Regions from separate parts of the Homo sapiens genome. Here region 1 is linked to region 2. A link is an interaction called in ENCODE POLR2A ChIA-PET data of the cell type or tissue named here. Cell type or tissue: PC-9. All regions are shown on one strand. Links, peaks and the distances in the headings refer to the core of each region. The heading gives the core; the rest is flanking DNA.

Region 1 (5,385 bases), core at 69-5,068, 100 kb after region 2:
TGCAATTCATTGGATTTCAATTATACCTCAATATGGTTGTTTAAAAAAAAAAAAAAGCACCCTGAGGAAGGTTTTTGCTTGAACATTATTCTATCTTCCTTTCAATACTATTTCTATAGAAAAATCTTGAAATATTCATCCAGAATTGTTTCATCTTTAACGAAAATGTAGTTCACTCTTACAAAAAACTACCCTGAATTCAAGAGTAAAACTGTTCTAATCAACCCTTCCACAGGATTCTCTCAAGCAAAAAAAAAAATTCATTTTAACTTTGGTTAAAAGATTTTGCTATTTATAAGCAACAAAATATTTTAAATAATTACTGTAAATTAAATTACAGTAACATGAAGCTAATGTGTAAATTTTATTCTATAGCTCTAAAAAATGCCCCTCCCCTCCCCAATGCACACAAAAACACACAAAGCACATTTAAAAAAACAAACAAAAATCACTTGCACAAACAACACTTTTTCCTCTCTATGCCAAATTGATATAAATGAGAAGCATTTTCCCTTTTCCTTTAAATATTCCAGTACTGAATACTACACCAAGAAGGCTGCAAACCAGAAAAGTCTGAATGAAGCTGTTTAAAATAATCAAAATAGGCCGGGCGCGGTGGCTCATGCCTGTAATCCCAGCACTTTGACAGGCCGAGGCGAGTGGATCACGAGGTCAGGAGATAGAGACCATCCTAGCTAACATCGTGAAACCCCGCCTCTACTAAAAATACAAAAAATTAGCTGGGTGTGGTGGCAGGCGCCTGTAGTCTCAGCTACTTGGGAGGCTGAGGCAGGAGAATGGCATGAACCCAGGAGGCGGAGATTGCAGTGAGCTGAGATCACGCCACTGCAATCCAGCCTGAGCGAGAGAGTGAGACTCCGTATCAAAAAAAAAAATAAAATAAAATAATAATAATCAAAATAAACACCGTAAGAGACAATTCATTTGGTTAACATTCCCTTTTCCACTATGCAAGTCTAGTCACTTTAAGATGTAAAAATCTTTGCTATTATAATAGTAATTTATTTTATTTATTATTTTTTTTTAGAGACTCGCTCTGTTGCCTAGGCTGGAGTACAGTGTGCAAACTCGGCTCACTGCAACCTCCGCCTCCCGGGTTCAAGTGATTCTCCTGCCTCAGGAGACTGTAGCTGGGACTACAGGCATGCTCCACCACAGCCTGGCTAATTTTTGTATTTTTAGTACAGACAGGGTTTCACCATGTTGGCCAGACTGGTCTCGAACTCCTGGCCTCAAGCGATCCACCCACGTCGACCTCCCAAGGTGCTGGGATTACAGGCGTGAGCCACCGCACCTGGCCGATAATAGTAAATTTAAAAACAGCACTTCCCTTTTATGAAGTTCAAATATTTTTCATGCATCTTTATACGATGACAGATAATTTCTAACCTCAATTAACTATTTGCCCATTACCCAAACAAGAACATTTTATTAGGTGAAAAGAAAATAGTAACTTTAGGTCTCATGATGCTACACACACGCCTATGTGAACAGGTACACAAAACGCCCACCTCATCATCCCAAAAGCCAAAGTGAAACTAAGTAACACTATATGGAGATGGAAAAGAAACTCAAAGATACCAATCAATTGAAACAATAAAGGTAAGCTAAGTCATTAACATTTTATAAATCTCTTTCACTTACAAGGTAGTTAACTTACCTGCAAGAGTTGTTTACATTTATTATACTTTTCTGTTTTGTCAGCAATTTCTTTGGTCATTTCACAGACTTGCCCCTTTGTTACTATGTCAAAATCTGCCTCTGCTGTAGAAAGGCAGAATATAAGACTGTTAAAAAGTATTTTGCCCCTTATATTATCTTCCTGTTCAGAATAACTTAAAGGTCAGTATACTGTAAAATATAGTAAATGGAATGCTGAAGGACAGAAATATCTATTCATATCCTAGATATACAAAGAAGGATATATAAACTCTAGTTGAGAATTGTTAAATGTGTGTTTGGCCAGAACCAAGTTCGCATTCAATAATAAAGGATTATTCTTTGATTTTTTAAAAATTTGCTAAAAAGCGGCCGGGCACGGTGGCTCATGCCTGTAATCCCAGCACTTTGGGAGGCCAAGGCGGGTCGAGGCCGAGGCAGGAGATCGAGACCATCCTGGCTAACACGGTGAAATCCTGTCTCTACTAAAAATACAAAAAATTAGCCAGGCGTGGTGACACACACCTGTAGTCCCAGCTACTCAGGAGGCTGAGGCAGGAGAATTGCTTGAACCCAGAAGGCAGAGGCTGCAGGGAGCTGAGATCACGCCACTGCACTCCAGCCTGGGGGACAGAGTGAGACTCTGTCTCAAAAACAAAACAAAACAAAATTTGCTAAAAAGAGTTCCATAACAGCACAAAAATTGTTCTCCTTATATAACTGAATAGACAGGGTAAGTAGGAAAACCATACTCTGAGAATTCTCTTTCCCCTCTCTGAAAGCCAGGGTCTCACTATGTTGCCCAGGCTAGCCTCAAACTCTTGAGCTCAAGTGATCCTCTTGCCACAGCTTCCAGAGTAGCTAGGAGTACAAGCGCATGCCACCATACCCCACCAAGAACACATTTTAAATCATTCTTCTAGCCCTTCATTACCACTAAGTCTTTATTAAGTAAATACCCTATAACACCATTTTAGGTACTACAGAGGATACATGGAAACAGAAGGCTCAATTCTGTCCTACAGGGGATAAACCTAATATTTAATAGTCTAAGATGTTTACATTTAAAAAGACTTAAAAGATCAATTACTACACACACTAAACAAGAAAATATACTTTCTCTAGTATTTAACGTCATTACTGTCAAATTTACATAAAAGTGAAAAAATCAGGACAGATGAAAACCTAGTTAATCCAAGTTTTCATGTTATTAATGTTCTCACTATGTCTCTCTATTCTGTTCTATAAGTTAATAAACTAATAAAAACTTAACTCATCAGCCAACAGGTACATTGACAAGGGAAGAAGTACCCCCATTGATCCAAAGCAGCCAAAAATAAATGAATAAATAGAAAAATATGAGAATAATAGGGGATTTTTTCCCCTGCAGAATTTAAAAATTAAAATCCACAAATAAAATGCTTCAAAATTCCATAGATTTAATGGAACATAAAGTAAAAATTCAATTCGTGGCTTTTGTCCTATGTAGCCCAAATGAGTACTCACAAGCACCAGCTCATTTTTAACATGTGTGAATAGTCTCAAGAAGATAACTACTAGTTTACATTCACATTTTATATGTTCATGTTGTGTATATTCACCACTTGCATGACTCTATTTTACATTTATACCCTTATTTTCTTGTTGCCTCAATTCCTTCACTTATCACATGAAAATTTTTATGAACATCCTGAAATTCTAACACATGGAAGAAGGCAGTATAAGTACTTTTCAATGTAGGACACCCTACACAAAAAGTCTAAAAGATTTTTACCTGCAGAAGGTGATGGCTTTACATCTACAGTAGAGGCAGAAGTGGCTGGGTCTGTGTTTACTGAAGCATCATTCACTTTCTGCTGATTCCCCGTTTTCTTTGTGAAGACATTATTATTATTAGCCTATTCAAAATGTTAATAAGTTGTTAAATGAGTCAATGAATTAGTTATATTTCCTCCTTGCAGTAACTAAGTAAATAATATTTTTACATATTACTTTAGGAAATCCTAAGAAGTCCACAAAGCTGCTCTTGTTTTAAAAGCCAACAAAGACTAAAGTTATACACATCATTTTGCTAACTGACCTAAATGTTGCAAAAGAAATATACTATATTTTGCTTTTTCTTATAAACTCATCAAAAGACCACCAAAATAAGTCATTCACAGAAATCTACTACAAAGTTATAACGTACTCAAAAGGCCCCAGGCCAAATTCATACATGTGAGTGAGTCATACTTAAAGTATCATATTTTTTCACAAAAGCCTTCCTACTTTACTACATGCATTCCTTGCTTGTCTCCTCTGATTTAAAAAAGTAGGACCAGGAAAGTATCATATGCATCACATAGTAAAAGAGAGCTATAGTACCACTTTCAATTTCAGGTTTTAAATATGTTTCTTCTACATTTCCAGGAGTTCCTCAGATAGTAAGCCTTGTATTTAAGCACAGTTTAAGGACCCACATTGAAACATACATACCTCAAAACAAAAACATCTTCTTTGGTATATTACAAATCTACCTACCTATTCTCAAATGGAATAAAAAAGAATTAGCTAACACTCTTTAACTGTTCCTAATCTAATAGGAATAGGAATCTTCATAATATGAGTATGAAGAACTTGCCAATTACAACTGAGACACCATCTAAGACCTAGGGATGATTAATGGTGAACTCCAATGAGGATAGATGTCATGGTCACAAGAGTCAATAATAAGTATTGAGTTTTGAGTGACAGATATTTATCAAGAACTTAAGAGGGAAATTATCTAGAAAAGAAGACTTTTTTCTGTTTTTTCCTTGCTACTGCCCTTGCTTCCTTTGTTGGCTGTCCAGTAAATTAAAATTCCAGACTTTTTTAAAGAAGAGTTATTACAATATTTGGCCAATGACTTGAAATCAAGCAGAGATAAATAATATTTAAAAGGTTGATATTTGGAATATTACAAATTTGATTTTCGAACAAAAATACTAACAACACATTTTACTATGTGTAAATTTAATGATACTTACTGATTGATCTGAAAGTTTGTTTATTTGTTTTTGGAGCCTTTGGCATTCCTTAAATTTTTCTTTATAATGGTCTGCAGCCATCTGAAGACGGAGTTTCAGATCTTCAACTTCTCTTCTTAGTTCGTGTTCCAGTGTATCAGTCTTGTCCTAGAAAGAAACAAACATTTGAAGAAAAAAATAAAAATCTGATACCTCCTAATGTTAATAGTAACCCCAACTTCAATCTTACTTTTTTTCTTTTTTTTGTTTTTGAGACAGAGTCTTGCTCTGTCACCCAGGCTGAAACACAGTGGCCCAATTATGGCTCACTGCAGCCTTGACCTCCTGGCTCAAGCAATCCTCTTGTCTCAGCCTTTGGACTAGCTGGGACTACAGCTGCACACCACCACACCTGGGTAATTTTTGAAAATTTTTGTAGAGATGAGGTCTCACTATGTTGCCCGGGCTGGTCTTGAATTCCTGGGATCAAGCGATCTTCCCACCTCAGCCCCCCAAAGTGCTGAGGTTATAGGTGTGAGCAACTGTCCCCGGCCACTTTTTTATTTTGGGATTTTGGCTACAGAGCAACATAGGGTCTCTTGTTAAGTCCAGTTTTACATTCTTAGGACTAAGGTTCATTTAAAAAACTAGAGAAAAATAATCCACCTCCTGAAGAGCAATTATTACTCCCTTAAACAACCATAATACTGTTTTATAC
Region 2 (5,385 bases), core at 140-5,139:
TTCCAGACCTGATATTTGGTGAAACAGGGAACATAGTCCTCATTTGTTGGCCAGAATCACAGCCTTTGCTGTGCCTCCTTGGCTTCTCTAGACACTTTTGTCTCCCCAAATGGCTCCTTGCCACTAGGAATCTGCCCACCTTTTGACAGACAGCTGTGCTGATGGAACATTGCTCAAAAACTTGAGAATTTACTTACTAAATTAAGTCTCAGAAAATGGGTTAAGTCATGGTTAATGAAGGGAGGAGGAAGAGGAGCAGCATGCTAGTGCAGGGGAGACACGGGCCCTTTTTAACCAGGGTTCCCACAGCGTTTGTGTGGCATTCCTGTGTGTGTTTGTGGGGGCGGGTGGTGTGGGTGTGTGTGTGTATGGTTGTCACTAGAACAAATTGTGCAGCTGTGTACCTTGGTATGTCAAGGTTACCATGATTTATAGGTTGTATGTCCAAGTTCACAACACCAAGAGAGGAGGGAGAACTGCAGGAGGAAGTCTTAGCGACAGGGCTTTAAGAATGTGTTTCATGTTTAATGCTTTTAACATGGGTGCCTTGTTCTTGCTTCTAGAAAGCACTATAGAAGATATAACCCCAATCCAGATTGCTGTCTGTAGCTGGCCAAACCCATGTGAGGGTGAAGGTGGGGTTTGTGTGTGTGAATGTTGTTATGGTTGTTTATAGTTGTTGTGTTATATCTGAGCTGTAGGAGAGTATTTTACAACAAGAGGTATGAGTTCTGTAATCCCAGCACTTGGGAGGCCGAGGCAGGTGCAGCACTTGAGGTCAGTAGTTCAAGACCAGCCTGGCCAATGTGGTGAAACCTTGTCTCTACTAAAAATACAAAAATTAGCTGGGCATGGTGGTGGCACTTGTAGTCCCAGTTATTTGGGAGGCTGAGGCAGGAGAATTGCTTGAACCAGGAGGCAGAGGTGAGCCGAGATCGTGCCACTGCACTCCAGCCTGGGCAACAGTGCGAGACTCCATCTCAAAAAAAAAAAAAAAAAAACCGATGTATATATATATATATATATGAGTTAGACGTAGAGAAGCCTTTCTCTCTCTGCCTCTGGCTGTCTCTCCCTCTGTCTCTTACACTGGATATGCACCCTCTGGGTTTATTCCATTCAGCCATTCCACAAACGGAATTTCTGCTCTACACGAGGCACGTGTGTGCTCAGTGCTTTCAGAGCCATGGGTGTGTGGTGTGTCCTCAAGACACTTGGAGTTGAGTAAGGTGGACAAAATATAGAGACATAACGATATAATAATGCTTTATGTAATTAATAACAGCTTCTGCATTTTGAGCCACTTGGTACATGACAGGCCAATTACCTCATTTACTCTCACAACAGTCCTCTGAAGTTGAAATGTTATTGCCCCGTCTGCCAACAAGTCACCTTCTTAGGTTGTGAACATTCAGACTCACAGATGACCGTGGGCCACATAGGGCACTGGGTCTGTTCAGAGGATGGAGGACAAGTCGCCTTCTGCAGGCACCCTTGCAGCAGTGCACGTGGGAGTCTGTTCAGGTGCAGAGAGGTAGGAGTGGAAGCTATCCTGGTAGAAGAGCCTCACGCCCCATAGGAGCCAAAGCTCTTGAAACACGCTCTGGGCATAGCTCCCCATTCTGTGCAAGGGCCATGCCCAGCTACAAGATCACCACGCTCGGGAAGTCCAAATCAGGATTCTTGGCTTCCTATCAGATAGCTACAGGTTCCTAGATCCTCCAGGCTGTGCAGTTCACCAGTCAGAGGTCATTCTTACGTAGATAGTGTTGCCTAGTAACATAGTTGACACACTCTTTTAGCAGGTTACCAAATGTAGCCAAAGATCAGACTCCCGTGTAGAAAGGGAAAAGACGTACGTTAATTCCTTACCTACTCTCATTCCCATTTTACAGAGAATAAACCTGAGATTCAGAGAAGTTTATCAACTTGCCTCAAATTACATAATAACCCAGCCAGGATTTGAACCCCGGCCTGACTCCAAATACCATGCTCTTAACTAAAATGCAAGATGTAAACATTTTTTTCTACCCCCATAAGCATGTCCGTGTTTATTTTGCTATTTGAAACACTAGTTTGAATTACTTAACCCTCGAGAACAATCGGCCTTCCTGGAAGCAGCAGCCTGTTTATCCTGTGGCTTTGCCACTCCCTGGCGCACTGCATACCCCAGTGTGAGAAGCTCAGCACCATGATAGTTAGCAGTTCTTCTTAGGATAATAAAAAAAAAAGCACTAGTTCTTTGCTTTTCTCTGTGAGTCTGTATTTTTAGTAGAGGTTTATGAGGCGGAGGGAAAGAAGTTTAAGGACAATAGAACCAGTTTTGCATCTGAAGATAAATGAGTACCTACCTGGCTACCAGGTGCAAACAATTCTCTTTTGCCTTGACATTCCTTTCTTCTTTTTAAATCATCACTATCCTATAGCACAAAACCTAAGAGCTCAAGGCAAAGCTTTATTACTAAGCTCAGTTCAGCATATAAAATCCAGTTTATATATCTGGATTATATTGCAAGAACCATTCAAGAAATGTGCCATCCATGTTCCAAGTATAAAAATAGAAATTTTAAGACAGCGTAACAGTATTACTGTTGTTTCATTGGGTGTTTAATTGACTTCAAGCTTTCGCCAGGTATTAGAACTATCTGTTGACTTCCAAAACTTCATTGTGTAGTGAGGAAAAATACTAAGGAATTTTGTAGACAAAATGTGAAATAGGTTAGGTGAAATACCATGTTTAAGTGCAATGCAGTGAGCTTATGATAAATTATATTGAAATAGTCAAAATATAATTGATGCGGGAGGTGTTGGAGAGAGGCCTTGGGGGGCATGGAATGTTCTGTTTCTTAGCCTAGGTGGTGGGGACAGCTGTGGTTTTATCATCTGAACGCTATCATACATTTATGGACTATGCTTTCTATGGCAATTTTCAAAAATGCAGCTGACAAAGTTTGCCTGCCAATATGAAAAGGTGAATGTTCTTTAGGTAGGAGATACCATTTCATAGATTGTTTTGAATCTCATATTACAGGAATTTACAAAATGGTAGATTATACAGTGAGAAAAGAACAAAGTTTGAATATTACCAACATCAGAGAAGCACTGGAAGAATAACTGAAGTTTCCAAAGTGAAACTATCAGGAAAAGTCACCTTTCTCTTTATGAGTAATAAAATTAGAACATAAACAAATCATCAGTGGTGACCTCCTTCCTTGTGCTGCTCTCTTCCCTTCTTCTGGAATCTTCCTGGGCAGATGTATGCAGTTCTGTCTGTGTTTCCTGAGGTGGGCCTGGCCCTGTGCTAGGAACTGGGGACTAGAATCCTTGCCTTCATGACTAGGGAAGCAAGGACTCAATTAGCCAAGAAAAGTTTTTAAACCCAAATAACAATATGAGAATCAAAGTAATACCAAAAAATTTAAAAAAAAAAGTTTTCATGAGGCCATTTATGTTAGATGGCAGTTAAGTGGTACAAAGAAGAAATACTGCCAACCTGCAGATAAAGGAAGCACTGTCTACTTAGGAGTGGTTGGGGAACTTTGAGGATGTGTGGGCTTCCTATGGGTAGAAAAAGAGAGCAGACCTTCCAAGAGAGGAAGTCTTGTAACTGAAAGTATTACAGTGGGTGCAGATGTATTCTGTGTGTATAAGCTTCCTGGCAAGGAGGATTTGCTGGGTAAGAAATGGACCTGACTTTGAGAAACCTTAAAAATAACAAGCTAGAAGATAATTCCATTGCATTGGAAAAGGGAAGCTGTTGTGAGTTTTTGAGATTGGGACTGACCTGTGGCCAAGGTCCTTTTCCAGGGTCGTGCATGTCTGAAACTCTAATAAATGTCATCAGTCCTCATGCTCTATACATGGCCCAGGTTCCTTACCTTCCATTATTGTTTCAGATTCATGACAGATGCTGCCCGCCGAGAGCAGGAGTCCCTAAAGAAGAAGATTCAGCCGAAGCTCTCGCTGACTCTGTCCAGCTCAGTGTCTCGAGGGAATGTGTCCACTCCCCCACGCCACAGCAGTGGAAGCCTTACTCCCCCCGTGACCCCACCCATCACCCCCTCCTCTTCATTCCGCAGCAGCACTCCGACAGGTGAGTGGCCTGGCCCTACCGCCTTGAGAAGGAGGAGAGGGGAGAAAGAGAAAGTGTGTGTGATGTGCTGGGGGCAGAAAGGGGCTGGGGACAGATGACGACACAGACCCACCACATCGTTGATCCTTTCACTAGTCTACATATTGATAAATTCTTTAATTTATTATTGAAGAAATATTTATAGATTATTGTTAATATGCATGTGATAATGGTTTTGTAGATTTTTTGTCAATATATTTCCCATTTTTACCATGCATACCCATCTACACAACATTTTTAATGGGCTCTGTAATACATATTTCATCACCCGATTTACAACTAAATATATTATGAACGTTTTCTCTTGTAAAACAGTTAAAATAATTGTATCCTTTAGAGAAAACATAATTTATTAAGCAGTCTTGGAGAAATTTAGATATAATTTTTCTTCCAAGGAGACTTCATTGTTTTTACAACACCTTGAGAAGAAGGGGGAGTCCTTGTCTTCTCCAGCTTTTTCTATAGATAGTGGAAACTTGCCCTTCAATTTAGCTTTTTCATTTGCTTCTTTATACCCACCTATTCACCAATCAAGTAATCCATTTTATTTTTCCCAGTCCATCTCTCCTATTTGCCTTCTCTTTCCCGTCAGTCTCCCTGACACACATGTGGATGTGCACTACTCCAGCACTCTCATCTGCTCTCCTCCAGGTCCTCGCCTTAAAGAGGCTTCTGTCCTTTTAAGGGTACCATCTTCATTGATTTGGATCAACTCTGCTCAAAACTTTATCCTCAGTTCCACATTAGGATTAGCCTATAATAATCTGAAGACAAAGTTCAGTTGTTTAAAAGAAAATATTAGTAAGAAAACCTTGGTAGACTTACATGTCTCAAGAAACTAGAACTTCAGCTGGGTGCTGTGGCTCACATGTATAATCACAGCACTTTGGGAGGCTGAGGCAGGAGGATCACCTGAGGCCAGGATTTCAAGACCAGCCTGGGCGAAATGGCATTTTGAATGCCTCACAAGTGCCAGAAACTGAGCTACTGAGGTGAGCAGAGAGAGGCCCCCTGCCCTGACCTCAGGAGCTTACACCTGTTGGAGGATATTGGCATTCTAGGGGCCAAACAAGATCACTCTTGTCTTCCTCTCCCAAGTGTGGAAATGATTAAAAAGTAAAATAGCAGTCATAGACGAAGAACAAAATATCAACTGTATTATTACATAAAGCTAAACCACAGAATGGAGCTTGGATCTGTAACAATTGGGCTTCCTAGTATGTCTTCCCAGAATTCAATTTATTTCCCAAAGT

What was found. Peaks named below come from ENCODE experiments on the same cell type or tissue, not always from the same donor. Only the 100,000 strongest peaks of a DNase experiment are listed, where the experiment ranks them.
Region 1: POLR2A ChIA-PET joins it to region 2 with 10 read pairs; 2 of 35 experiments call an interaction of 5 or more read pairs at or near these places.

What each region holds. Positions count from the first base shown.
Region 1 is chr7:27,792,516-27,797,900 of GRCh38, reverse strand. It overlaps TAX1BP1 (Tax1 binding protein 1), which reads right to left. Exons shown (of 17, transcript NM_006024.7): 10 at 4,689-4,835; 11 at 3,455-3,578; 12 at 1,682-1,785. Among named protein-coding and RNA genes, the nearest start is that of TAX1BP1-AS1, 55 kb to the right of the region's middle. In PC-9, for the core only: no CTCF peak of the experiment used is centred there; no DNase peak of the experiment used is centred there.
Region 2 is chr7:27,893,928-27,899,312 of GRCh38, reverse strand. It overlaps JAZF1 (JAZF zinc finger 1), which reads left to right. Exons shown (of 5, transcript NM_175061.4): 3 at 3,897-4,093. Among named protein-coding and RNA genes, the nearest start is that of TAX1BP1-AS1, 160 kb to the right of the region's middle. In PC-9, for the core only: no CTCF peak of the experiment used is centred there; a DNase peak (open chromatin) is centred at 2,132; H3K27ac peaks cover 815 bases.